3 separate regions of the Homo sapiens genome follow, and all the other regions are linked to region 1. The links are chromatin loops, found by intact Hi-C in ENCODE. Cell type or tissue: K562. All regions are shown on one strand. Links, peaks and the distances in the headings refer to the core of each region. The heading gives the core; the rest is flanking DNA.

Region 1 (7,536 bases), core at 1,165-6,164:
CAAGGTCACATGGCCAGAATTTGAACTCCAAAGTATTCAACTCTAGGCCGAGATTCTTTTCCTGCTACCCCTCTCCCAGTCTTGGTTTATGATCGGAGAAAATTATTAATATTTTCCCCCCACTGTAAATGTCCCCTGCAAATTCCCATTTGTAACCTGCAGAAATCAATCTGGCTTCAAAGGATACCTGTGGGAGCCTCCAAGGAGAAAGGTACTGTGATCTTGTGGGATTGTAGGAAAGACCTCAGTCTGTTCTTTGTTTGTGTTTTTTTTTTATTTATTTCAGATGGAGTCTCACTCTGTTGCCCAGACTGGAGTGCAGTACCACGATCTTGGCTTACTGCAAGCTCCACCTCCTGGGTTCATGCCATTCTCCTGCCTTAGCCTCCCAAGTAGCTGGGACTACAGGCGCCCGCCACTACGCCCAGCTGTTTTTTTTTGTATTTTTAGTAGAGACGGGGGTTTCACCATGTTAGCCAGGATGGTCTCGATCTTCTGACCTCGTGATCTACCTGCCTTGGCCTCCCAGAGTGCTGGGATTACAGGTGTGAGCCACTGCGCCCAGCCGGAAAGACCTCAGTCTTGGTGATGAGGGTTGAGGAGTTGGGGAGATAAGACCAGAAATTATGGGTGCCTTGGAAAGGCTAATAAAAGTCGCTTCTTGAAAACGAGCTCTTTCAAACCAATGTTTGCTCTCTTTTTTCATTAACTGCTTTTAAAAGTAATAAATACCCACTGTAAAAACTTAAAACCACTTGTATTCCATACCTCCATCTTCCTAGTCACCCTCCACAGAGGGAACAACTTGTCCTCTGTCTCCAGGAATATTGTAGGTCTATACAAATACACACACACACACACACACACACACACACACACACACACTCCTCTTGTTTACACACATGAGAATTACTCTGCATACTGTCTATGACCTTATTTTATTCCCTTATCTTAAAGGCTTCCACATTAACTTACACAGATCTATCTCATTCTCTTCTATAATTGCACAGCATTTTATGATATGGATGTTCCTTAATTTGTCCAACCAGCCCTCATAGCTGGGGCCATGCAGTTTGTTTAGAAAATTGGGCTGTTATAACAACCCTAGAAAAAAAATCCTTACACATCCATTTTCAAAAACATCTCCATGATGAATTCTTAGAAGCTGAATCGATGAATTCCTAGAAGAAACTGCTGAATGCAAGAGAAAATATATTTTACTCTTGATAGAGACTGCCAAGTTGTCCGGCATCAATTTGAACTCCTACCACCAGACTGAGAGTGACTGCTTCCCCTAATCAATAAGTGGGAAATAACTCTTCAACCCCTAACAGGAAGCATCATTCGCTGAATAGTGACCTCCAAAGATACCAGATCCTAAACTCTGGAACCTCTCAATGTTACATTACATAAACTAAGGGTTTTTGCAGATGTGAATAAATTGGGAATTTTGAGATGGGGAAATTATTTGAGTAGGCCCAATGTAATCACTAGTGTCCACATAAGAGGCAGACAGAGGGAGATGTGACTACTGACAGAAGAGGAAAAAGCCATGTGATGAGGGCAAAAGGAAGGAATCGGAGAGAGAAGATGTCACATTGCTGGCTTTGAAGGTGGTAAAAGGGGCCATGAGCCAAGGAATGCTGCTCAAGAAGTTGGAAAGATATAGAAAAAGATTCTCCCCTAGGACCTCCAGAGGGAGCACAGCTCTGCAAAACTCACACCTTGATCTTAGCCCAGTAGGAATGTTTTGGATTTCTGGCCTCTAGAGCTTTAAAAGGATACATTTCTGTTGTTTTAAGCCACCAAGTTTGTGATAATTTGTTATGGCAGCAATAGGTACAAACACAAAAGGATAGGTGGGAGGAAGACTGTTGTCTGCAGTCCCCACCCAAACTGCCTCAATCATCTAAAGCAATTCCCTTGAGGCCCCGGCCCTGTGTCCAACACCCAGCAAGATAAAAGCCTTTCTGCTTTTTGGACCCATACTCTTGGGAAAGTGGCTTAAGCTACCATGGATTGCAAGCAGTGTATTAAACTATTCCTGCAACACACACAGATCTCCTTGAGAAGATAACAACAAATAACACTTTCTTCATCCCGCTGTGTTTCTGGCAGTCTAGTACCTCTTATAGATTTTTGCCTTTGGGGCCCTCATGTGTATATAAATATGGATTTTTTTTAGCACTAGATTTGTGACTTCCTGCAGCAAAGCAATACAGACCCACTTCCCCCCAAGGAGGATGTGGACGAGAGGTACTAACTGTCTGTAAATTAGGGATAGTTCCTCTATTTAGTCTTTGGGAGCTGAATAATCTTGTTCAACTGGAGTTCTCTAGGTCTCTGGGGCAAGGAAGGTAATCACCGTTCGTGAGGATTTATGTGGACTGGCTGGGAAGAGGTGTGAGTTGGGAGGAATCAAATCTGAAATTTGATACGTGCATTCAAAGGTTTAAATGGGGTCGTGAGGGCTCCCAGAGGAAAGGAAAGGAAGTAAATTGCTGGGCAAATAAACTCCATCTCAAATAAAGCCCTTGGGGCAGATGAACTGTGGAAGGTGGCTGTATTTTGCAAACAGATGGGGGCTGCTTGATTACAGTACACCTTGGCTGTATTTATACATCAGGAATAAAAACACATAGGCATGCACAGAAACACACCTCGCTCCCAGTCTCCTGGTTTTGGTATTTCAATCCCTGCTCTGGGCCAAGCAGGTGAGCGTTCAGGGGAGTTAGCTCCCTAAACCACCTGTTAAAATAATCCTGGGCTCCTCCACATCCCCCTCTCTGGCAAGCAGATCGGGCCATGCAGCACGATGACAGTCTAATTATCCCAACCATCAGAAACGTCTTCTGTGTCTTTAATCTACCTTGACAATGCGGTGGTTTGTCATTTCTAGGTCTCTTAATTGGCTACATGATTGACACAATGTGGGGGGCTTTTTATTTTAAGAATTGAGGAAAGCCTATGCTTCAAAATTAGCTCAGTTACATGATGCCAGAGACCTAGTTTGCACCCCACATGGGCCAGAATCTGATTTTTGCAATCACTCTGATCCTAGGTAGCTAGCAAGAATGACGGAGCCAGAAAACCCAAGCCACTTTCTATGTATATTATTTACCTTTCCCCAAATATTTCCAGAACCCTGGGTTGACCTGACATTCCCTTTTGAAAATGTTGAGATAAAGACCTGTTGAGTTGCTTGGACAGATGTGCCTTGATACCCTGTTTTGTCTGGACTTTGTATTATTCATCAGAACTGTTGCAGCTGCAAGTGACAGAAATCTAATTAATTTCTTTTTCAGTTCATATAACTTAAAAGTCCAAGAGTTGAACTGCTTGCAGTCCTACCTGGATTTGAGTACTTTAACGGTGTGGACAGGGCTCTGTCATTTTCATTCCAACTCTCAGTCCTGCCTTCCTTCCAGGAAGTTCTTCTTTCCATGAGGTGGGAAAAAAAGTTCTGGCAGCGTCAGGCTCCATGACCCTAATAATCCACCATCCTGGAGAAAGAACATAACCTCCTTCTCAGGGTTCCTATTAGCCTAGCATCCATGGAAGGCTCTGATTGGTCCTGCTTTGGTCCTGCGGTCTTCTCAATCATTGGAGGTCGGAGAATGGAGTTTTGTGATTGGCCAGGTCCCATTCATGTGACCAGGAGGCTGAAGAAGGCGCTGTGATTGGCAGTCCCACCAGCACCACGTGAAATAGGGGAAGTGCATTTCCCCAAGGACAGAGGGCGCCAGCCGACCAAGGAAACAGACATCCTCCACACACAAGAAAATTGAAAATATTTCAGATCAATTCCCCACCTCCCCCTGAACTTTACAGAAAAGTTGTAGGAACCTGATCAGCTACTAAAAGATGGGTTTTGAAGCCCTTGAGAAAAAAAAGTGATAATAGAAAAAAAAAATCGAACTTTCAGATAGCCAGCCCATACGGGCGGGTTTCTGAAGGCAATCTAGACTTCTGAGACCTGCAGAGTCAGCCGGAAACCTGTGGTATAATGAATGTGTCCTAGGGCATCCCATGTGGCAGGGATGGTGACGGGCTTGAAAAAAGGAGTATTTTGCCAAATTTGGAAAAAAAAAAATCCTCCTTCTCTCCACATTTGCGTAAATAAGTGTGTTTTGCTCTCATTTGCTTTTCTGAGGATTCCCTGAGTTGATTCGAGGATGGTTTGTTGTGATTTAATCTATGTGGCTGCAACAGTTAATGTGTAAGCTCATTACTATATTTGTTCTCTCTTCTCCCACTGGGCAAATTTAGTTTGCCTTAATCTAACCACTTAGTGTAGTATGTGTACAGGTTAATCTTTACCACACATTCCTTTCATCCTGGTATTCTACGGCTTTTTACCTGCAGGATAAAGTATCACCTCCTCAACGTCTCAGTCTCTGCAATCTGTTCCCACTCTGTCCTTCCCGTGTTATCTCCCATAGCAGCTTTTTATTTCAGGCAGTCTTGTCTTCACAGAATGATTTCTTCACCTCTGAACCTCAGGTCATTCGATCTACAGAAATGCCGGCATATTGGAGGAGGAAGGGAAACGGCTTTGGGTATCGGCTCTACTGTGTACTAGTAACCTTGGGTAATTAGGATTAGGCTGTCAGCTAAGATTAGGATCTGTTCCATAAAAGAGGAGAACCAACAAGATAGGAGGTTGTTTCTCATTCACACAAAAGAAGTCTAGAGGTGAGCAATCCAAGGCTGATAGATAGGGTGTGTTTCCATGGGATTATCAGGGACCCAAGCTCTTAATTTTCCTTCTGTCTTTCTCGGCATGTGATCTTCACCCTCAAGGTCAACTCACGACCCCAAATAACTGCTAGTCGTCATATTTGAGTTCTAGGCCAGCTGCAGGAGAAAATAAAAGAGGACTAAAGAATAAGTATCATTCAGTTGATTCCCTTTAAGCAGCCTTCTTGGATGTCCCACAAAAAATATCTGCTTGCATTTTATTGGCCGGAAGTTGTAATGTGGCTATACTTAGCTAGGGAGGCTGGGAAATGTAGTTCTTTAGCGGAGTGTCTTGAATCAAATGAGTTTTGGGTTGTTCGGGAAGAAGAGAATTAATATTATATAGAAAAAAACCATTTTTAAAAAGTTTTATTGAGGTGTAATTCACATACCATACAATTCACTCATCTCATTTGAAGTGTACAATTCAGTGACCTTTAGTATATTCACATGTTTGTGCATCTGTTACCCAATAAACTTTATAACATTTTTCATTATCCTAAAAAGAAACCTGTGGACTCCTTAGGCATTCCCACCCCCTTGTCCTTCCCTTTCATCTCTCCATTCCCTACAGCCGTAGGCAACCACTAACCTACTTTGTGTCTCTATAGATTTGCCTGCTCTGGACGTTTCACATAACTAGGATTGTGCAATATATGGTCCTTCGTGACTGGCTCTTTTCACTTTGCATGATCTCTTCAAAGTTCATGCCTGGTGTAGCATGTGTCATAAGTACTTCGCTCCTTCATATTGTCAAATAATATACCATTGTATGGATATGCCATAGTTGTTTATTCATTTATAAGTTGATGGACATTTGGGTTGTTTCTCCTTCTGGGGTATTGTGAATAATGCTGCGATGAGCATTTGTGCACAACTTTTTGTGTGGAAATGTTTTTATTTCTCTTGGTTATATAACTAGGAGTAGAATGGCTGGATCATATGGTAACTCTATGTTTAACCTTTTGAAGAACTGACAGACTTTTCCAAAAGGGCTATACCATTTTACATTCCCTCTAGCAGTGTATGAGTGTTCTAATTTCTCCGTGTCCTTGCCAACATGTATTATAATCTGTCCTTTTCATTATAGTGGACGTGAAGTAGAATCTCATTGTAGTTTTTTTTTTTTCATTTCCCTGATGACTAATGATGTGGAGACTTTTTGACCATTTGTATATCTTCTTTGGACAAATGTCTTGCCCATTTTAAATTGGGTTGTTAATGTTTTTATTATTAAGTTGTAAGAGTTTTTTCAAATATATATTCTGAGTACAGTTTCCTTACCAGAAATATGATTTGCAGTTATTTTCTCCCATTTTCTGGGTTGTGTTTTCACTTTCTTCATGGTTGTCCCTTTAGGCACAAATATTTTTTATTTTGATGATATCCAATTGGTCTATTTATTTTTGTTACTTGTGATTTTAATATCATATCTAAGAAACCATTGTCTAACCCAAGATCGTAGATATTTATACCTTTGTTTTCAGGTAGAAGATTTGTAGCCCTTATGTTTGAGTCTATTATCTATTTTGAGTTAATTTTTATATGAGGCATGAGGTATAGGGTCAACTTCATTCTTTTGCATGTGGATATCCAGTTGTCCTGGCACTGTTTTTTGAATGGCCTAATCTTTCCCCTAGTGAATTGTCATGGCACCCTTGTCAGACAACTAGCCATGTCTGTCATAGTACCTTTCTCAGCTATCCTGTCTACCATATGATAGTACCACTCTGGCCTGGGCTGATTGGATCATGAAAGGGTATTGTTTCATACACTTATTGGCCATTTGTATATCTTTTGAAGAAATGTCTGTTCAAATCTTTTGCTCATTTTAAAATTAGGATTGATTGCTTTTTTTGTTGTTGAGTTATAGGAGTTTTTTGTATATTCTACATATTAATCTCTTATTGTATATGTGATTTGCAAATATTTTCTCCCATCCTATGGTTGCCTTTACACTCTTGATTGTGTCCTTTGATGCACAGAAGTTTTAAATTTTGATGTAATCCAATTTATTATTTTCTTTTGTTTCCTGTGCTTTTGGTGTCATATCCAATAAATCATTGCCAAAGAGCTGTGTTGTCTTTTGAATGACTTTTCAATTACCAAATTTTGTTCTAGTCCTTTGGGGCCTGACCCCTCTGCTTGAGAATCTTGACTTCCTTATTTCCATGTTTATCCTTTTAATAAGTCATCATCTCCTAAGGTGACCTGGGCCTGTCTCTACTCTTTTCAGCATAAAAGATGCAGCCAAGACATTCTTCATCTACCAAATACAGATGCTATTGCTGTGTTACAGGGGAGCATTTTCTAAACCCTTCATTGAAGCTCCTAAATACACTCTAAGAACACATGCAATCAAATGAGCATGAGAAGTGCTCTCTAAGAAGTCTTCCTCTTCTAGGTCAAAAATGCACATTGGTATATTAAAGGCTCTGAGCAATCCTGTGATAAATAAACAAGTTCAATTTTATTCAGTGGTTAAAAAAAAGTCCATTTATTCAAGGAAGACCTTTTCTCCTCAGCATACCCATATCATGACCAGAAAGGTTTTTCCTAAACACTGCTAGGAAGCTAAGTCTTATGAAAAGTGAGGGCTGAATAAGCTAATGCTCATGCAACCAGAGTATTGAATAAACATTACACCTGATCTCAGGCTGGGCACGGTGGCTCATGCCTGTAATCCCAGCACTTTAGGAGGTTGAGGGGGGTGGATCACCTGAGGTCAGGAGTTCAAGACCAGCCTGACCAACATGGTGAAACCCCATCTCTACTAAAAGTACAAAATTTAGCTGG
Region 2 (7,536 bases), core at 1,707-6,706, 450 kb after region 1:
TTGCTTGAGCCCAGGAGTTAAGACCAGCCTGGGCAACGTAGCGAGACCCGTCCCTAGAATTTAAAATGAGAGAGAGAGAGAATAGGAAAAACATAAAATAAAATTCGGTCAAACAGAGCCTTAACGGAGGAAACTAAATTTCAAAACACCATAACAGAAGGAGGTTTGGGAGAAAAAAAACAAGGTTGCAAAAAGATGATAAAGAAGTAACCAGGGAGTATAAGATTTGAAGAAGGTAGAAGGGAGTCTCTCCCAATGTCCAAAGTACGGTGAGAAATACGCATTCACTAAAATTCTATTAGCTGCAAACTCTAAATTCTGTAAGACTAACAACCAAAAAAACACTTACCAACATAAGCTCCTAATTCTTGTAATTTCCCCTTAATGGCACTCTGAGAGAAAAAGAGCAAACGTGCATGTGAGAAAGGCGGCTCTAGGAAAACAAGACCGGACTCTGCAGCGGCTGAGGCCACTTTGCTGGTGCGCGCACCTCGGATCCCCCGGGCGGGGGCTGGGAGGAGCCTCGCCTGCACCGCCCCCCACCCCGCACCCCACTCCAGCTCCAGCCCCAGCCCCGCGGCGCCCACCTCCCGCAGCGGATCCAAAGCGGCGCCGTGCGCCGCGGTGGTGGCTCCAGCCGGGCCTGCGCCTGTCCTTCCATTTCCCGGCGGCTACTTCAGCCGCAGCCACGCTCCGAGGCCGCAAATGTCCCCAGGGCCGAGGCGGCCTGGACGAGGAGGAGCCGCAGCCCGCCAGGAGCGTCCAGCGGAGGCCAGGCCGCGGCGTCCACCCGGGCCCACAGTCCCCGTTACTCCTGACAACCGCCCGCTCGCCGAGACCTGGCTTCCCACCCCCGACCGGCACGGGCCTCACCCGGATCTTGCGGCTGATCTCGGTGCCGATCTCCATGGCTCTGCGGCGTGCGGGAACTCAGCACTGCGCGGCGCTTGGCTTACCCGGAGGCTGCCGCGGACTCCTACCCCGCAGCCGGGACACCACCGCCTCCTCCTCCGTTCCGCCCCCGGCCGCGCACACGGCGTATCCCCGCCCCGGCCGGCACTGCGCGCCGGAGTGAACGCGCATGCGCCCGTGTCCGCGCCTGCGCACGCCTTCTACCCGCGAAACCTGTGCTCAGGCAAGGAGGGCGGCGGCGTGCGCGTGCGGGTGGTCTTGCAGCTCCGCCTCCCGGGCACCTCGGGGACCTTTCGTTAGTCTCTCTGCTGGCCCTCCGCTTATTCATTTTATTCTCTCTTGGATGGTAAGAATGAATTAAATGTGTAGCAGAAAGATCTTGGGCTGTGATATGAGACGCGAGTTCAAATCCAGCCCTCACTTACTGTCAGTATGGTATCGGTCCAGGTATTTCAACTTTTCTTACCTGTAAAATGGAGTCTGCCCATTAGAGGTTGCACTGCAATTACCCTTGAAGGGAAAATGGACTATCCAGAGCAACAGAGCCAATCCGTCAACTCTTTGACTCTGCAGTACACTGGCCCTCCTGGGTTTGGTTCTGCCTTCCTTCTTCCAGGGCCACCCGTGGCCTCTCCCCGAGACGAATCCCATCCTCCTGCTTCTCTGAACACCCTCCGTGGGACAACACTTTTGTTCTTAGGACTTAAGTTGTCAACTCTGTGCTGATAATGACCGAATTTTCCATCAGCCTTGAATTCTCACACAAACCCCACTCCCAAATTCTAAGTAACTACTCTTATTTTCTCCCAACTCAGCGCTTAGACAGAAGTCGCCTTCATCTCCCCTTCCTCCACTCAATAGGTTACTACTGTTGATTCCCCTATTTGTATCAATAGCCGAATTCTCCCTATCCCTGATCACAAAACCTGGGAAACAGAGGAAGCACAGAGAGGTCTCCTTTCTCCCTCATATCCACTAATTCCTGAGAGTGGTCTCTGTTATCCATTGCTGCATAACAGATGACCACAAATTTAGCAGCTTAAAACACAAACGTTTATCATCTCATGGTTTCCGTGGGTCAACCTCACTGGGTCCTCTGCTCAGGGTCTCACAAGGCTACAATCGTGTCAGGCAGGCTGTATTCTCATCTGGAGGCTTGACTGAGGAGGAATCTATGTTCAGGCTCATTCAGGTTGTTAGCAAGAATTCATTTCTGGCTGAGTGCGGTGGCTCATGCCTGTAATCCCAGCAGTTTGGGAGGCTTAGGCTGGCGGATCACTTGAGACCAGGAGTTCGTGACCAGCCTGGGCAACATGGCAAAAACATGTCTCTTCAAAAGTACAAAAAATTAGCTGGGCGTGGTGGCATGCACTTCTAGTCTCAGCTAGTTGGGAAGCCGAGAGGGGAGGATTGCTTGAGCCTGGGAGGCAGAGGTTGCAGTGAGCCAAGATCATGCCACTACAGCCTTGATGAGAGAGTGAGACCCTGTCTCAGGAAAAAAAAAAATAATTCATTTCCTTGTGGCTTTATGAGTAAGGACCCAGATTTTTTTCTGGCTATCATCTGGAAGCCACTCTCAAGTCCTAGAGGCTGCCCACAGTTCTTTGCCAAAGGGTTCACTAACATGTCTGTTCACTTACGCCAGTAAAAGCCAGGCACAGTGGCTCATGCCTGTAATTTCAGCTCAGTGAAGTAGAGGTGGGAGGATCACTTGAGACCAGAAGTTTGAGACCAGCCAAGGGCTTTCATTTAATTAAGTTAGGCCCACCCAGGACCTGACCCCAAAATCAGCTGATTCACGACCTCAATTACATCTGCCAAACCTCTTATTTTTGCCATGTTTATTACCTAAGCAATCCACACTAGGGGTCAGGAGTGGGTTGTGGGGACAGCAGAAGCAGGAGTTGTGGGGCTACCTAGGGTCTGTCACGTGGTCCTTTAATAATCTCATATAATCCTTTCTTGTGAATTCCTATGGCATCTATATGGAAGCTATTAGTATAATAATATATTCTGTGCAATGTTATTTCGTGTGTGTGTGTGTGTCTTCCCTAACAAAATTATAAACTCTCTGTAGGGCTTTATATTTCTCCAACCTTTCAGGATGCTGGACACATAGTAAGCACTCATTAAATATTAATAGGGTAAAAGAAATTAAAGACCTAATTTACAAAAGCATTCCTCAAGGATAAATCCAGTGATCATACACTCATTCAGCATTGATGACAGGCAGCAGAGCAGAATGACACAGAACAAGGGCACTGCAGCCAGACCGTCTGGGTCTGAATCCTGGCTCTGCCACTCCCTCTGAGACCTTCGGCAAATTGCTTCTCATCTCTGTGCCTCAGTTTCCTTATCTGTGATATAGGTATACTAGTTTCACCTGCAAAGGGTTACTATAAGGATGAAATAAGTTAATATTTGTGAAGTATATTGAACTGTGCCTGGCTTATAGCAGTACTATGCTTGCTGATTAAAAATTAAGTACCTGCACTGGGATACAGTGGTAGGAGCCAGAGCACAAAGAGGAGCAAGACCAACTCCCTGCTTTCATGACACTCACAATACAAAAGACAGATGAATTACTTTTATTCCTTTACCAGCCATTTCAGAACTAAGAACAAAAACATGTTTTACCATTACTGGGTACCCAATTCTCAGTCAATATTAACATAATATTGAGAATAACATTTAATAAAAAGTAATGTTTTCATTAAAACATATTCAGAGTAGGGAAACTTATTAAAATATATTCAAGAAAGCGTTAACTTTTAGGACCATGAGCTAACTTTTAGGACAACTGTGGAAAAGAGACTGAAAGGCTGCTTGAGACCTCCCACATTTAGATCTAAGATGTTATGATGTCTCGATCACAGGAGGGGCAAACCCACTAAACCAATGGTTCATTTGGTGTTCCAGTGCAGTTCCAGGCACTTCCCTGTAAACTGCAGCTTCACAAACTACATCACATCTCGAAGAAGATGTTCATGATAATGCCCTAAGAGAAGCCATTAGAGGGAGTAGGAGTGCTAGGCTTGAAAAAGACTATACTGGACAGTATTTTTTTTTTTTTCCCAGCTTGGAAATGTTCTCTGATTTAGGGGAAACAACATGTTTTCCTCTAGGGGACAGTGTGAAGACCAGATTTCAACAAACCCAAAGTGCCAGCTAAGAGGGCTCTGGGCTGTCTTCCAAAAAGAGAAGATGACTGAAAAGAGCATTGGCTTTGAAGTCAGAAGGGCTGAGTACCAACCCCATCTCCATGGAGCCATGAGTCTTCTAACATTGCCCCCCAACCACGTCTGCAATCTCTTCTCAGGTTGTATTTCAGCTGGATGTTGCACATCCTTTGCACGTGTGTGCGTGTGTGAGTGTGTAGAAGCACTAGGGGATGGGGGAAGGTGGGGTGGGAGTGGGGGTGTCTTCCTGCTTGAAAAGCTTTTCTTTCTTTTTTTTTTTTTTTTTTTGAGATGGAGTCTCACTCTGTCGCCAGGCTGGAGTGCAGTGGCGTGATTTCAGCTCACTGCAACCTCCATCTCCTGGGTTCAAAGGATTCTTCTGCCTCAGCCTCCCGAGTGGCTGGGACTACAGGCGCGTGCCACCACACCCAGCTAATTTTTGTATTTTTAGTAAAGACAGGGTTTCACCACGTTGGCCAGGATGGCCTTGCTCTCTTGACCTCATGATCCGCCTACCTCGACCTCCCAAAGTGCTGGGTGTGAGCCACCGTGCCAGGCCCAAAGCTTTGCTTTTCTTTGAGTACTCAGTCAACCTTTTTTTGTCAGCCTTTTGAGTCTGCTTTTCCAGACTCAAGCAGAAGCTGATCACAGTGATTAACGAGACATTACCAGTCCATTCAGACTATAAAGTATAACCATGTATAAATTTCCTCACCTACTACAATTACATATTCATCTGTTGTTCACATGGTGAGTCTTTGAGGACAGGGGTATGCATCTATTTACCTTTCTCCTTGCAGCACCTGGCTTCTAAATATATGTGGGCTGAATGGACAAGTGTTTTCCAATAGTGATTATCACATGGCATAGACATACTTGGATCAAAAGCCCTAAGTGTTGGGAATTACAGTCACAGCAGTCACTTGCTACTGAGGCAGACATGCTTCTCCATTTCAACAAACACACTGCCAAGATAATCATTTCTCTGATGTCCAGGGGAATCTATCCATAAAATGGTTGCTCTTTTGCAACTGAAAAGGTGTTGCATGTGACACAGTATTGAGTGTGGTAGGCAGAACTTAAGGTGCAGATTCAGAGACCGAAGACTTCACATTTCTATTTTTTTTTTTTTTTTTTTTTGAGACGGAGTCTGGCGCTTGTCCCCCAGGCTGGAGTGCAATGGCGCGATCTCGGCACACTGCAACCTCCATCTCCCGGGTTCAAGCGATTCTCCTGCCTCAGCCTCCCAAGTAGCTGGGACTACAGGCGCCCTCCACCACACCCGGCTAAATTTTGTATTTTTAGTAGAGACAGGGTTTCATCACGTTGGCCAGGCTGGTCTCGAACTCCTGACCTCGTGATCCGCCCGCCTCGGCCTCCCAAAGTGCTGGGATTACAGGCGTGAGCCACCGCGCCTGGCCACACATTTCTAGTTCTAGCCCTCACTGTCCCCTTCCTCAGGGATCATCTTTTTTTTTTTTTTTTGAGACAGCGTCTCACTCTATCACCCACGCTGGAGTGCAGTGGTGCGATCTCGGCTCACTGCAATCTCCGCCTACTGGGTTCAAGCGATTCTCCTGCCTCAGCCTCCTGAGTAGCTGGGACTACAGGCGTGTGCCACCTGCCCGGCTAATTTTTTTTTTGAGACGGAGTCTCGCTCTGTCGCCCAGGCTGGAGTGCAGTTATGCGATCTCGGCTCACTGCAAGCTCCGCCTCCCGGGTTCACGCCATTCTCTTGCCTCAGCCTCCCAAGTAGCTGGGACTACAGGTGCCCACCACCATGCCTGGCTAATTTTTTATATTTTTAGTAGAGATGGGGTTTCACCGTGTTAGCCAGCATGGTCTCAATCTCCTGACCTTGTGATCTGCCCACCTTGACCTCTCAAAGTGCTGGAATTACAGGCGTGAGTCACCGTGCCGGGCGTAATTTTTGTATTTTTTTAGTAGAGACGGGGTTTCACCATATTGGCCAGGCTGGTTCCGAACTCCTGACCTCGTGATCCACCCGCCTCGGCCTCCCAAAGTGCTGGGATTACAGGCGTGAGCCACCGCGCCCAGACAGGAATCATTATCTTTGCGTGGCAGGGCATTCATTCAATTTGGATTTTTGCAGATGATGATAATTTATACGGTGGGTATTCACCATGCTATCAAAACAGATTAACTTTTGAACTTCTAAGAAAACACTAGTCAGTGCACCCACCAAACCACAATTTCCTTTCCTTTTTTTTTTTTTTTTTTGAGACAGAGTCTTGCTCTGTCACACAGTCTGGAGTGCAGTGGCGTGATCTTGGCTCGCCACAACCTGTGCCTCCTGGGCTCAAGCGATTCTCATGCCTCAACCTCCCCAGTAGCTGGGACTACAGGCATGCTCTACCACGCCCAGCTAATTTTTGTATTTTTAGTAGAGACGGGGTTTCTTCATGTTGGCTAGGCTGATCTCGAAATCCTGACCTCAGCTGATCTGCCCTCCTAGGCTTCCCAAAGTGCTGGAATTACAGGCATAAGCTACTGCACCCAGCCTTCTTTCATCTTTTTGTCTTTCATCATTTTATGTGCTGGGCTTTCTTTTTACATTTTATTTATTTTAGTAAGAAATAACTTCCAGTGTAAAAGTATGTGTAAGTATGCCACCTTCTGGATAACAAGAGGGGGTAAAGATACTTATATGTAGTTTCTTGTAACTCTGCAGAACATCTTTGTAAGGATACAGAGGAATGAGGGAACACTGGTTACCTCCCAGGAGAAGAGCTGGGTGTCTAGCAGGCAGGGTGAGAAGGGGACTTTTTACTTACACCCTTTTGTATCTTTGGGGGTGGCACCATATAAATTATCTCACTTCCTTAGATATGCAACACAAGCTAATAATTTTATGTCTAATATTTTGAAGGTGTTATTCAAGTGCCTTCCCATGAATGTTCCTGCCAAATTAACATAGCTGAGGGAAAATAGGGCTTAGGTACTTGGTCAGTAAATGACATCTGTGGACTGTGAGGGAGGAAGTTCAACTCAGTTGTCTAACATCTCTTGGGTTTTATGGTCATTTTCTATTTTTAAAATTCTTTTATTTTCTTCCTGATTCAATTAACAAGTTTTTATTTAGTGCCTACTCTTTGCCCAGTACTGTCCTAGGAATCCTAGGAGATATAAAAGAAGCCGTCATGAAACAACTTTTACAGTTCTTGCCAAGTGTGGAGATCACTGTGGAATGGTGTGGCTAGAAAGTCATCCTGGAAGCAGAGTCTTACTTGCAGAGAAGCAGAAGGCTTAGACAAGTGGAAAGAGGGCAGGAGGGGCTGCTGGCCAGGGGCAAAGCTTGACAGGGGCAGAAAGCGATATAGGTGGTCAGAGAGGCCCGTTTGGAAAGTCCCTATAGGTCAGGCAGAAGAACTTAACCTTGGGAGTCCATTAAGAGTGATAAGAGAAGGAAGCCTGGTATTAGCAA
Region 3 (7,536 bases), core at 1,707-6,706, 220 kb after region 1:
TCAGGTACTTGGGAGACTGAGGTAGGAGGATCAATTGAGCCTGGGAGGTCGAGGCTGCAGTGAAGTGTGATCACACCACTGTACTCCAGCCTGGGTGACAGAGCAAGACTCTGTCTCAAAAAAAAAAAAAAAAAAAGAAGGAAAGAAAGAAAACTTCCAAGTTTTCAAAGATTTCAAGTATTCAAGATAAAACTAAGAGGAATCCTATTGTGCACAACACAATAGGATTGTGCACAACATTTTCTTTTCTAATTCATGGTTGATAAATATGTAGGGAACAGCTATTGTAGTACCAGGCACTGTGGTAGGCTCTGCATGTACAATAGGCTGATCAAAGGTAAGACTACAGATATATATATATAATATGTTATATATATTATATACATATTATATATATAATATATATAACATATAATATATATAATATATAACATATAATATATAATATATATAACATATAATATATAATATATATAACATATAATATATAATATATATAACATATAATATATATATAATATATAATATATATAACATATAATATATATAATATATAATATATATAACATATAATATATATAATATATAATATATATAACATATAATATATATAATATATAATATATATAACATATAATATATATAATATATAATATATATAACATATAATGTATATAATATATAATATATATAACATATAATATATATAATATATAATATATAAAACATATAATATATATAATATATAATATATAAAACATATAATATACATAATATATATAATATATATAACATATAATATACATAATATATATAATATATAACATATAACATATATAATATATATAACATATAACATATAATATGTATAACATATATAACATATAATATATATTATATATAACATAATATATATAATATATATAACATAATATATATATAATATATATAACATATAAGAGATATAATATATATAATATATATAACATATAATATATATAATATATATAATATATAAACATAATATATATATAAAATATATATAATATATATAACATATAATATATATATAAAATATATAACATATAATATATATATAATATATATAACATATAATATATATATAAAATATATAACATATAATATATATATAATATATATAACATATAATATATATATAATATATATAACATATAATATATATATAATATATATAACATATAATATATATATAATATATATAATATATATAACATATAATATATATATAATATATATAATATATATAACATATAATATATATATAATATATATATACTTTTTTTTTTTTTGAGACAGAGTTTCACTCTTTGTTTCCCAGGCTGGAGTGCGGTGGTGCGATCTCAGCTCACTGCAACCTCCACTTCCCGGATTCAAGCGATTCTCCTGTCTCAGCCTCCCGAGTAGCTGGGATTACAGGCGCCCGCCACCATGCCTGGCAAATTTTTGTGTTTTTACTAGACATGGAGTTTCACCATGTTGGCCAGGCTGGTCTCAAACTCCTGACCACCCACCTTGGCCTCCCAAAGTGCCGGGATTAGAGGTGAGAGCCACCATGCTAGCTAGAAGTAATTGCATGAATTTTTTTTTTTTTTTTCTGAGATGGTGGCCTGCACCACCACACCCGGCTACTTTTTTTTGTATTTTTAGTAGAGATGGGGTTTTGCCATATTGGCCAGGCTGGGGAATTTTGGTTTTTATGTTTTCTACATTTTGCCTTAGATTTCTTTATAAACCTAAGGGTACCTAATCAGTAGCCAGCACATGATTTATTTGCCTGAATTTTAGAAATATTTCAAATATCTCAAATTCCATACTAGGAACTCAAGTTTCAGGAACTAGATTACCAAAGGGGGTGATATGGTTTGGCTGTATCCCACCCAAATATCACCTTGAATTGTAATAATCCCCACATGTCAAGGGTGGTGCCAGGTGGGGATAATTGAATCGTGGGGGTGGTTTCCCCCATACTGTTCTAGTGGTAGTGAATAAGTCTCATGAGATCTGATGGTTTTATAAATGGAGCTCCCCTGCGCAAATTCTTCTTGTCTGCTGCCATGTGCGACTTTGCTCCTCTTTGCCTTCCACCATGATTGTGAGGCCTCCTTAGCAATGCGGAACTGTGAGTCAATTAAACCTCTTTTCTTTATAAATTACCCAGTCTCAGGTATGTCTTTATTAGCAGCATGAGAACGGACGAATACAGGGGGTATTGCAGCCTTCGTCTGGAATGCTTAACAAATGTCCATTTGTTGATGTGTATAATTTTTTGTTTCTTTCTCCCACATCCTTATTTGCATTACTTTCACAGGATACAGATGATGGAATATCACCTAGCAATAGAAGCTTCATTAAGCTTTCTGATGTGACATTGGTAATACTGGATTATATAAAGTTGTGAGGGTAAGAACTGATCAGGTTTGTTTTTTTCTTCCTCTAGTATTCATGAATGGTTCATTTTCTAGCCACCTTTGTGCCTCGGCTGTCTCTTTTGGTCTTGAGTCGCCAGTTGAGGATGGTTTAATTAAGAATGTTTTTGCTTCGCACTCTACACTTGGGTCATTAAAATCGTAATGGAAAATATGATAATGGGAAAATAAATTACTTAAATCTCTTATTAATCTGAGTACTTAAGTGTGTATCATGGGATCCATAAGATATTGTGCTGAAAAATCCGAAACATAGAAAAAACTATATTCTTCCATCTCGTCTCATAAAATTTACATGTAACCAGTAATTAATATATCACAAATGTATAGCAACAAATATTTAATGTTTTCTAAGTTCACTGCTTGAATTTAAATAATCAACAATTTTTCTTTTTCTCACCAGGGGATTTCAAGGAACTCACTAGTGAATTAGAACATATTCTTATTAAAAAACAGAAAACGCCCTCCTGGTGACAAAGAGAAACTGTGTGTGCTTTTGCCCAGGGTACCCTACATGGGCCTTAGAGCCACTTCTCAGGCCTGATTTCTTTGTTTATTTGCAGCAGCTGCCAGAAAGCTATTCCTCTTTTTCAGATTCTGCCCAGAATGGAAACTCTTTCAGAGTTTACTTTTCATGACATCTATGTAAATTCCTTTCAGATGGCCTTTATTTCCTGCATGTAAACTGCTTGCAGATTAGAAGTCATAATCAAAGACGAAACGGTAATCCTGTCTCAAGTTAGTAACTGGCATCTTTGAGGAAGTAGACATTGGATAACATCTATTCCAATATATCTGTACCACACAGGAGTCAACCCCTTTTGGAGTCATATTTCTTGAAACGATGGTAGTTTATTTTAGCTTTTGTCAGATTTCTGTCTTGGTATTTCCTATGGAAATCAAACAGTAATTTTTAGACAATAAGGGTTCATATTGGTATATCCTGAATTAGTATTTTTTTGTTGTAAATCTTGTGGCCATCCTGAACTTAACACTTTTTAAATTGTGGATTTCCAATTATTTTTAGAGGTATTGATAAATCTTGTTCATATTCCTGTGAGAAGAGGACACAACTGAGTAGGAGGGGAAATGACATAGTCAGGAATTGATTGTTCCCAATACTTTTATTACAGGAGTTTTCTACAGGATCACAATTGAATTTATTTAATTAAGAGTAACTGTTGGTGATGTCCCAGTCATTTTTAAAAAAATCGAAGTACAATTTTTTTTTTTTTTGCTATTCGGAAATCAGATCTCACATGTCAGTTTACCATCTAAAGTCTACCTTCAGCTTTGCGGTCACTTAAGAAAACATACACTTAGGACCAGGAGCAGTGGATTGGGCCTGTAATCCCAGCGCTTTGGGAGGCCTGAGGCAGAAGAACTGCTGAAGGTCAGGAGGTGGAGACCAGCCTGGGCAACACAGCAAGACCCCCGCCTCTACAAAATAAACTTAAAAACAAAGCAAAACATTTGCCGGGCATAGTGGTACGCAACTGTACTCCTTACTACTCCGGAGACTGAGGCGGGAGGATCGCTGGAGCCCAGGAGTTGGAGGCTACAGTGAGCTGAGACTGCGCCACTCCACTCCAGCCTGGGCGACAGAGCGAGGCTCTGTTTCTAAAAATAATAATTTAAAAGCACATTTAGGAAGCTCGGCATCATTCCAATGTCTGGGTCCGAAAGCACTATAAGGCAGCAAGACACACAAGGTATCAAGCGTAAAAAAGAGAATTTAGCATCCCGGTGTGGATTTTCCCAGGCAAAAACGTGGCCTACGCTGGGTGCAGGGACCGTGCGGAACCGGCAGGTGCTTCCCGGTTGAGGACGCAAAGCAGCGGGAGCCCGGGGTCGCCGAGGGTCCGCCTGGGCTTAAGCAGCTCAACGAGGGAGGGCTCACCGGCCCGCGCACTTGCAGAGACGCGGTCCCAGCGACTCCGCAACTAGACCGTGGCCCCGCGAACTCCAGCCTCTTCTCGGCTCCGGGAGGGGCGGAGTGAGCGCGGGAGGGGGCGGGGCCACGCAAGGCCGCGCGCCCGCCGCTCGGCTCGGCTCGGCTCGGCTCGCTCGGTTTCGGGGTGCGCGGCGCGGGTCCGCCAGGCTGTGGCTACAAAGCCGCGGCGGGGCGCGAGCGCCGCAGGTGACCGGGGCTGGGAGCTGCGTGCGCGGGCGGCGGCTGAGGAGCTGGAGGCGGGCCCTCGCTCTCGGCCCAGGCGCTACGGGCTGAGGAGACTAGGCGAGCCGAGGCGGGCGAAGGGCTCTGGGCATCCACTTGACAGCCGGCGGCGCTCGCGGCCCTCAGCATGTTCCGCGAGGCGAGGGTTTTCCTCCCGCCTGTGGGCTGAGGCGGCGGCGGCCCCCGAAACGAGATGCACCTGACGGGCGCGGCTTAGAGGACGCGGCTGGCGGGAAGTCCCGGCAGCCAGCGGGAGGGCTTTCGTTGCCGGGCCGCCGCCGCCTCCCGTCGCCGCCGCGGGCCCGAGCGGGAGCGGCGGGTGGGCGCCCCGACATGGCGGCCCGGAGCGCCCCGAGCTGCCACCTGCGGCTCGAGTGGGTGTACGGCTACCGGGGCCACCAGTGCCGCAACAACCTCTACTACACTGCGGCCAAGGAGATCGTATACTTCGTGGCGGGGGTCGGCGTGGTGTACAGCCCGCGGGAGCACAGGCAGAAGTTCTACCGGGGCCACAGCGACGACATCATCAGGTACCGGGGAGCGGGGGCCGCCGCCGTCACCCTGCAAGCCGCTCCCGGAGTTTGCACCCGCGGGTTCCTCTGGACGCCGTGACCGCTCCTGCACGGAGCATCACCCCGAGGGGAATCCGCAGCTGTCTCTCTGGTCCCGAGTCCACCAGTTAACACCCTACAAATGCCTTTCCCCTCTTCCTCGTCTAGGGACTCTCTCTCGGGTCCGTGCAGGAAGATCAGGTCCGCGGATCCACCGGGCACCCGGTTTGACGGCTTTGTCCCCTTTCCCACTCCATCACAATTACGAAAACTGCGAAAAGGTTATTTTGGTGGCACTTTATTCCGTTAGATCCTGTGAGAAATTTCTTATTAAACGCATTCTTAAAGCACCCGGGGTGGGGGGAAACCCTTTACCTAATAAAGGACTGATGGAAGCACAGCAAGCGGTGGGCTGCTCCCGGGGAGCGCGCCCAGGGTGGCGTCCTGAAGGGCTCTCACCTCCTGGCCGTAATTATTAGTTCAGGTTTCACCGCCTGCTATAATCAGCAGAAACCCCAGGCAACCTCCAGGCAATTCACTGGATGTTAAAATGTGCACACCTGAAGGCAATTTAAGGTAGGTCTTATCTGAAGAGGCTGCTGAAAACTTCACTGATTTCCAGTTCTCTTCATCTTCATTAAAATACTCCTAAATAAGCTACTTTTGTATTTTCTTAAAATTAAATCGCTATTGGGGGGCTATTTTTAGTCTTCCTTGGACAATAACTCAAAGTTGGTCCCAGAGCTTGTTGACATTTCTTTAGTGAGCGGTATATTTGAAATGTAATTTTCAATCAGTGTCTTAGTACAACTTTTATGGTAAAGTCAAGAGCTTCAGAAATCATTCTAGGCCACTGATTATTGCCTCAAGCACAGCATTTTTTGTCCTTTACAGAGGAAAATATATTAAAAGCAATTGAGAATGTGTTTGTGTGGTGCTCTTGGGGTTTTATCAAAGATTCTACGATTTGGGTTTGGTTACAAAATGTTATTCCCTCATGTATGTTGCACAGGATTTAAATTGGGCATTTCAAATACGGTACCTTGGTTTGAAGTCTTGTAGGCAAGAAGCCCTGGTATGTAAATTCCACAAATAAAGTTGTTCTTCTGTTTTGCGTCTCTGTACATCTATAATATGTAAGAGGGAAAGGATGCCTAGGACAAACAGAGGTAGGGCAAGATGGAGTAAAGATAAGAAAAGACAAAATTGAGATTGCAGAGTAAGGAATGAGGTGGTGCTCTGTATTCAGTTGGTTTTTTTTGTTTGTTTTTGTTTTTTGGACACCAGAGTGCTTTTTCAGATTGTATTTAATGTATTACTTTGAAAAGGTAACTGATAAGTCATTTCATTTTTCTCAAGCTGGGACTCTGTATCGTGGTGATTAGGGTTACAGACCTATTATAATAGCCCAAATTGCTGATGGAAAAACAAAACTAAAGTAAACCCGTAGTAATTATTTATCTTCTTAGTTATCCCAAGAGTAGAGTTTACCCCAGTGTCTTGTCTTTTTCCCTAATCCTTTCAAGTCTCCCTTCTTTTCCATATGCTAGGTCTCCCAAAGTACCAGGCATAGTAGCTTTACCTAGCTGGAGCAGCCTTAACTGAAGCCCTGCTCCAGATAATTTAGTCTGTTAGGTTGAATTCAGCTGGTGGAGTAAATGTGAAGGATTTTGAGGTCTTCTCGTGGTACACTTGTATTGTTTTTACTCCTTGGGGGTTATGAGAGCAGTATAGCACTAAGGTCTTCTGAAACTAGATATGATTTATTTGGTGAGGTAAATTACATCTTGTTCTTCTAGCAGTAATTAGAAGCTGTGTTATATGTCACACCGCTTAAATTTCATAATTGTGTTTCAGTAAACTGTAAGGAAGGTAATGCTTTGACTTTCTTTTGGTATAGTTGCACAACTTATACAAAACAACAAACATACTCGAATTTCTCATCGTTGAATATACATGCTTATGATTTTATCCAAATGACACATCTTTAATGTATAACAATGAAAATAAGTTTCCTGAAAAGTTTCAATGAGGGAGTAAAATCTGAATCATACAGCATCTTGAAATTGGTGGCACAAATTTAATATGATACTGAGAATATAATTTAGGAATCAGTGAAAGGGCTCTGGACATTTTATTTCAAATAGTAATGACAGATCATTCATGTTTGTGAAATATATTGAGCTAATATTAAAACCTCAATATTTTTTCAGTTCAGTGTTTGACTTGTGAGTATAGAAACAACTCTAGTAATTTTTAAATTATGCCACAGCAGAAGATGTAATATTCACAAATGTGATGCATAGTGAAAACCAATGTTGCTGTAACCTTAGCTTTAGTA

What was found. Peaks named below come from ENCODE experiments on the same cell type or tissue, not always from the same donor. Only the 100,000 strongest peaks of a DNase experiment are listed, where the experiment ranks them.
Region 2: a loop joins it to region 1, with 8 times the contacts of the local background. A loop is called at or near these places in 4 of 110 quality-filtered maps.
Region 3: a loop joins it to region 1, with 5 times the contacts of the local background. A loop is called at or near these places in 6 of 110 quality-filtered maps.

The regions. Positions count from the first base shown.
Region 1 is chr14:89,009,375-89,016,910 of GRCh38, reverse strand. LOC124903356 (a long non-coding RNA gene) reads right to left here and starts at 3,516. Exons shown (of 2, transcript XR_007064297.1): 1 at 3,352-3,516. In K562, for the core only: CTCF peaks have their summits at 1,710 (motif pointing right) and 3,734; a DNase peak (open chromatin) is centred at 3,670.
Region 2 is chr14:88,556,507-88,564,042 of GRCh38, reverse strand. ZC3H14 (zinc finger CCCH-type containing 14) reads right to left here and starts at 1,006. Exons shown (of 17, transcript NM_024824.5): 1 at 874-1,006; 2 at 350-392. The coding sequence starts at 909. LOC124903405 (proline-rich protein 2-like) reads left to right here and starts at 7,253. Exons shown (of 2, transcript XM_047432047.1): 1 at 7,253-7,280. The coding sequence starts at 7,253. RefSeq lists a silencer at 508-1,217. In K562, for the core only: a CTCF peak has its summit at 3,936; no DNase peak of the experiment used is centred there; H3K4me3 peaks cover 168 bases.
Region 3 is chr14:88,789,945-88,797,480 of GRCh38, reverse strand. It overlaps EML5 (EMAP like 5), which reads left to right and starts at 4,528. Exons shown (of 44, transcript NM_183387.3): 1 at 4,528-5,174. The coding sequence starts at 4,978. RefSeq lists silencers at 4,388-4,747, 4,938-5,017. In K562, for the core only: a CTCF peak has its summit at 4,607; a DNase peak (open chromatin) is centred at 4,610; H3K4me3 peaks cover 1,915 bases; H3K27me3 peaks cover 355 bases.